Regions from separate parts of the Homo sapiens genome. Here region 1 is linked to region 2. Evidence: chromatin loops called from intact Hi-C (ENCODE). Cell type or tissue: heart right ventricle. All regions are shown on one strand. Links, peaks and the distances in the headings refer to the core of each region. The heading gives the core; the rest is flanking DNA. Region 1 has its middle 61 kb from the start of LINC01601. Region 2 has its middle 7.6 kb from the start of SETBP1-DT.

What was found. Hi-C counts contacts between places; a loop is a spot of excess contacts. Peaks named below come from ENCODE experiments on the same cell type or tissue, not always from the same donor. Only the 100,000 strongest peaks of a DNase experiment are listed, where the experiment ranks them.
Region 1: it touches region 2 in a loop (2.5-fold over the local background); 15 of 110 quality-filtered maps call a loop at or near these places.

Annotation. Positions count from the first base shown.
Region 1 is chr18:44,591,233-44,594,158 of GRCh38, reverse strand. No RefSeq gene overlaps it. Among named protein-coding and RNA genes, the nearest start is that of LINC01601, 61 kb to the right of the region's middle. In heart right ventricle, for the core only: no CTCF peak of the experiment used is centred there; no DNase peak of the experiment used is centred there; H3K27ac peaks cover 2,292 bases.
Region 2 is chr18:44,670,821-44,673,746 of GRCh38, reverse strand. No RefSeq gene overlaps it. Among named protein-coding and RNA genes, the nearest start is that of SETBP1-DT, 7.6 kb to the left of the region's middle. In heart right ventricle, for the core only: no CTCF peak of the experiment used is centred there; no DNase peak of the experiment used is centred there.

The sequences.
Region 1 (2,926 bases), core at 160-2,659, 79 kb after region 2:
TATATTTTTTCTATTCTTGACCATTAAATGCACTGTTTTTATTATTATGACTCTGTAGTGTGTATTAGTACTTGATAGGGCAAATCCTCTGCCTTTAGTTTTCTTTTGGAAGGTTTATTTAGTTACTCTTGGACTTAGGGGCTGTCTTCGATTGTTTTGTGCTATAACAGAATACCTGAGACTGAGTATTTTATAATAAACAGAAATGTATTGGCTTATGGTTCAGGAGGCTTGGAAGTTCAAGATCGAGGGGCTGGTATCTGGTGAGGGTGTACTTATTGAATCATCTCATGGCATAAGGTAGAAGGGCAAGGGAGGGTGACAGAGAGGGGGTTGCTGGCAGGGGAGAAGAGGGAGAGAATAAAAAGGGAGCTGAGCTACCCATTTTATAACAAATCCACTTCTGAGATAATGATGTTAATTCATTCACTCCACCCTTGTGACTTAATCAGCTCTCATTAGGCCCCACCTCCCAACACTGTTGCATTGGGGATTAAGTTTATAACACGTTTTTCAGGGGATACACTTAAACCATAGCAGGGGGCAACACAGAGCATTGGAGAGGTAAGATGGAGTAGACAGACACTGTAGCATTCAGATAGAAGCAGGAGATTAGATGTGCACTAAGTGTGATGAAGGGATCTTTAAAAAATAGTGAGAACAAAAGCAAGAAACAGAATAGATGTACAATGTCATAACTTCCATAGAAATTTAGAAATATATATTTATATATAATATACCTAATCTTAAGAACACATTAAAACAACAACAACAACAACAACAACAAAACCTTATTAAACACGTTAGAATAGTTACCCTTATTGCGGGGGTAATGGTTGTGGATTTTGAGGATAGAATGGAAAAATTATTTTTAATAGTGTATAAAATAAAAATGAATTTATAATAAAGTGAGCCACATTTGAGATAAAAATACAATGATAATTAGAAACATAAAACCAGTTATAAATTTCCAAAAAAAAAAAAGAATCTAACTTTTCAGATTAGAGTTGGGGAAAAGCCACTTCTTTCCATAGCCTCCTTTTCTGGTGCACAGAAAAAAATAAAAACTAGGGGCAGAGCTGGGTTTCACTCCAAAAATCAGTTCCCCTAAACCAACACATCAGGGATTAAAGTCAGAAATTCCCACCAGGAGGGGCTGGGATCATTTGATCTTGTCTTTTATGAGTTATTGGTATTATCTGGGACCAGCTGGTTGGGAAATCTGTCCCAGAAAGCTCCTTGACTCTTGTAGGCCCTAAATATAAACATGCACATATCCCTGCCTGAGTCACTCAGCAATCCACTCGGCTTCAAAGAAAAGAGCATTTTGTTCAGGAGCTCAGTGCCCTGAGCAAGAGCTAAAAGCGTCCTCTTTTCTAATTGTCAATTATCTCTACACTCCAAGATAAACATTTCTCTTTTAACATCAGACTGGGCTGGAAGGTTCATTTAGGACATGGCTATTTGAAGGACTGGAGAAGGGGGGATGTGGGGGAATACAGAGAAAGCAAAGAGACAAAGTTTAAAATCAAGACACACAGTCTGCTTCTTCCGATATATCTCAAATATATTCCTAATTAGAGAATGCCAATGCAATAGCCTGAGATTCTAGAGAAGGAAGAGGTAGGTAGGTGACACAATTAAGTAAGTCTCCATTTGGAATAACTGCCGTTGGGATGGGTGGAGGGTGTTCCCTAAAGGATATTTTTTTCTCTAAAAAATTTTCTTTTATTTGAAGAAGGCCTGGAAGCATTTCATACATATACATGCAGACGCTCTTCGACTTACAATGGGATTATGTCCTGATAAACTCATCATAAAGCCAAAAAATTCTAAGTCTAACCATTGCAATTTGGGGACCATCTATATATGTGTATATGTATATACGTGTATACATATGTATATGTATGTGTATGTATATGCACACATATATGTATACTTTTAAAAGATGGTTTGGTATTTCTTGCTATGAAAGCAAAGCTTAGCTCAGAAACTTTCCAAAGACCCATTTTCTCTAGTTCATTTATGTAATTGATGAGATTGCAATTGACTTGACCGCACTTGACAGCAAGGCCAGAAATAATTGAATTCAGTACCTTCTGAAACCTGTTGTATTACCATGATTCAAAATAAGAAGAGAAGAGGATCTAGTAAGAAAGAATAGGAATGTTTATTTCTGTGTAACAAATAAGTAAGGCTAATACTGAAGGATTTTTCCCTGAAGTTAATCCTCCAGCAAGTATCTGCTTTGGAGGATAAAACAAAGTCAAATTCCTTTTGCCCATGTTCCCTCCCTTCCATTTTCTCCCCTGAGTGACCCTTTCCTCTTTCTCCTCTCCCATCCTTTACATCTCCGTTTGCCTGGCATTATTAAAATCCAGAAATCCATGTGCTAATTAGTGTGGTTATGATTTGCAACCTGTCCAATGATGCCAGGAAGTGAGACGCAACCTTTTCAAGTTTAGCAGCAACCATCTAACTCGAGTCAAAACAGAGAGATGTGTTCAGTTAATTTGGAAGGAGACGGTGATTGGGATTTGTATATTCAAAGTTCAATGATGACAGGTCACATTCAAGGGGGACAGACTGTGTGTTAAAATGCACCAATAAAGTCAGAAACTTTCTAGGCCAAGCAGAAGCAAGATTGTTTCTGTGGAATGAGCTGTTAAATGTGGAAGCCCAAGAGAATCAGGAAACCTGTTTTCAATCAGACACAAAGATTATTTCTACCTCTTTCCAGTTACAGTAATGAGATTTTTAAAAAGAGTAGGGGGGAGTAGTGAATACTTGATTGTCCAATTATTAGCCTAGATAGACTGTTAGTTTTGAGATGGTTTTTTTTTGTTGATAAAGGAAAAAAGAAAATATATGGGTTTTTGTTCTGGGAGCCACTGGGTGAATTTTGCCTCCAGAACTTCAGCCTTTT
Region 2 (2,926 bases), core at 253-2,752:
TAAGCAACAAGGCGCTAAGGAGGAGCACAATGTAATTGTCCCAGGAAGGGAATCCCAGGTCCAACAATGACTAGATTTTAGTTTTGGAAACTTTGCTTTCCTGGCTGCAAGAAATTCACTAAAGGAAGCTTTCTTGGCACACTTATCCTTGTAAGCATCCTCCAAGAGACTGGCTTTCACTACTTGAAAGGCAACAAGGTAGAGAAGAGCATTCTTCTGGGTTTTCATTTTCTGGCTCTTTGGTAAATTTGTCACTGCGACTTCAGAGTGCTCCAAATATGAAGCAATATTTGAAATGTTCCCAATTCCTAGCAGGGCCTTAGGAGCCCTGCCGTCAGGAGTTTATGTTTATATCACTCTGTTGGCATAGGAGCCAAAAAGAGATCTCAGAGGAATACCACAGAATCATGGAGGTTCTTCTTTCTCCCTAAAAATCCCACCCACATGGGCTGTAAGAGAAAAAGGGATGCACAGAAAGGTCATTGTAGGGATGGCTTGTTTACGTTAAAAGGGAATCTATTAAAAAGATAAAGGTGAACCTCCTAGAAGACAGATATCAGAAGTATAGTCAGGCCTCATGGGAATTGGGAAGTTGCCAGGCAGCTCCTCTGTCTCCCTCTCCAGGGCCATACTGACTCTTGCCTGCCTGTGTTTCTTTTTATCCATCTGGAGACAAATTTTCTTTGCAAGATTCTTGCTTTTGCTCCTATATAACTTTAGCTTACATCTGACTTTGGTTTTCCTAACCCTCCATGATAACCTCCAACTGTTTTGGCAATCTTTTCTGGAATACAGCTTCCTCATAGGAAAATATCTGATTGCCTTCAGTGCGTCAAAGGCACATTCCTGGTACCCATGGCTGAGGCCAAGAAGATGGTACCCCCGTGGCCCAGTAGCCCCAAGCACTTCTTCAGCAGGACTACAGGGAATGTGTCAAAGATGGGGCTGGCCCTCCAGGTCGATTTAGAATGAAGAGTAAAGACTCTCCGTGAATTTACATACTTGCAACACAAGGTCATCTTGTAACAGGAGAAGAATTTGGATTTGAAGTTAGACAGGTTTGAATTTGACTCACCCTGAGGAAAACTAGTCAAGCTACCTCTCTGCATTTTAGCTTCTTCATCTGAAAAAAATGAGCTTATAGATAGTAGCACCAACTCTTTAGAGTTTCAATGAGGATTAAATGCAGTTAAATGAAATAATGTATGAAAAGCACCTATGTGGCCAAGGTTATGTTAGGGGCTGTGAGAGTACAGGAGATACATAGCATATGTATTTGTCAATAAACGTTCATTAGAACTTAGTATATTTGACCTGAACTTGGTACTGCAAATATAAAAACTATGATGAAATGTTTTTCACCTTGATAACTTTTAGTTTTTTAAAGAGACTCATGCAATGTATGTGAACCCAATCTGTCATTCTACTGCTTTCATCTCTTAGTGTTTGAACCTGAAGAACAGAGGTTACTGCTTATTCTTAACCTCATACCCAAGGCCAGCTCTAGCTATTAGTAGCAGAAGAGTCCTCCATACACAGCCCTTCCCTTGTGATATGGTTTGGCTATGCTCCCACCCAAGTCTCATCTTGAATTGTATTAATAGTTCCCATAATCCCCATGTGTTGTAGGCGGGACCACGTGGGAGGTGATTAGATTATGGGGGCAGTTCCCCCATGCTGTTCTTTTGATAGTGAGTTCTCATGAGAGCTGATGGTTTCATAAGGGGCTTTCCTCCTCTTCACTCTGCACTTCTCTTTCCTGCCATGTGAAGAAGGATGTGTTTGCTTCCCTTTCTGCCATGATTGTAAGTTTCCTGAGGCCTCCCCAGCAATGAGGAACTGTGAGTTAATTAAACCTCTTTTCTTTGTAAATTACCCAGTCTCAGCTATTTCTTCACAGCAGTGTGAAAATGGACTAATATGCCTATCTCATGCAGCTTGCAATTTTGTCAGACAAGACGACATGTAAACAGTAAGAAAAAAATACAAGACATGATATGGAACTATATCTGCTATTGACTAATGTGAGTGTATAGAAGGGATTATCTTATAGGAAAGAGCTTAGGTGAGATGACCTATAAAGTGTTCTCTATCTATATGATACTATGAAGCTAAGAGATGGAAAGAAGAGAGAGATCCAAGTAAGCCACAGTTAAGATGCAAGCTTTTATGGACAACTTGAACTGCCTTGAAAAGAAGCAAAGGACATAGATAGAAAGGAACCTGGCTAGTCCTAGCTAGATCATTCAGGTTTACCATGGAGTATTTTAGAAACATGTGAAATTGTCAGCCTATTATTGCTAAATAGAGTTGGTTCTTAGTTTGGTGAACATCATATGAGCATTAGAGAGATCTGGGTAGAGGACAGTTTTTTAATGGTAGGAGGATGGCCATGGGAAAACATTAATTTGAGCTCTGCTTCCTGAACATTGGATTCATTTCAAACTCTGAAGTTGAAATCCACAGAGTCACTCTTTGTTCCTTGATAGTTATTTGCATCAGCGCACCTATCAAATATAGTACTGTGGATCTTGACACTAGATAGATCTTTAAAAATGTCATTTGGTTCAACCCCAGCTCCAAGTGATTCAATACAAGATCCATGGAACTGAACCAGTTGGGAAACTGAGACAAATTGAGGAAAGTTTTACACCCAGTAGTTGTTGGAACTGGGATTTAAAGCCCGGTAATTTGACTCCAGAGCCCATCCTCTTATCCATTGCTTCACATAGCCATTCTATTGCACGACTGCCTAGCCAGAAAGCAGCAAAGAGATACCTGGATGCTCCTTACATGGCCTCTTTAGTAAGTATTGAATAGGCTTGTTGATTTCAGCCTTCTAAACTAAACAAATCATTGAGACTTCAAATTAAAGAGCTGGCAGTTTGTTAGAGATCACTTGGACCAAAACAATTCATTTTCGTGA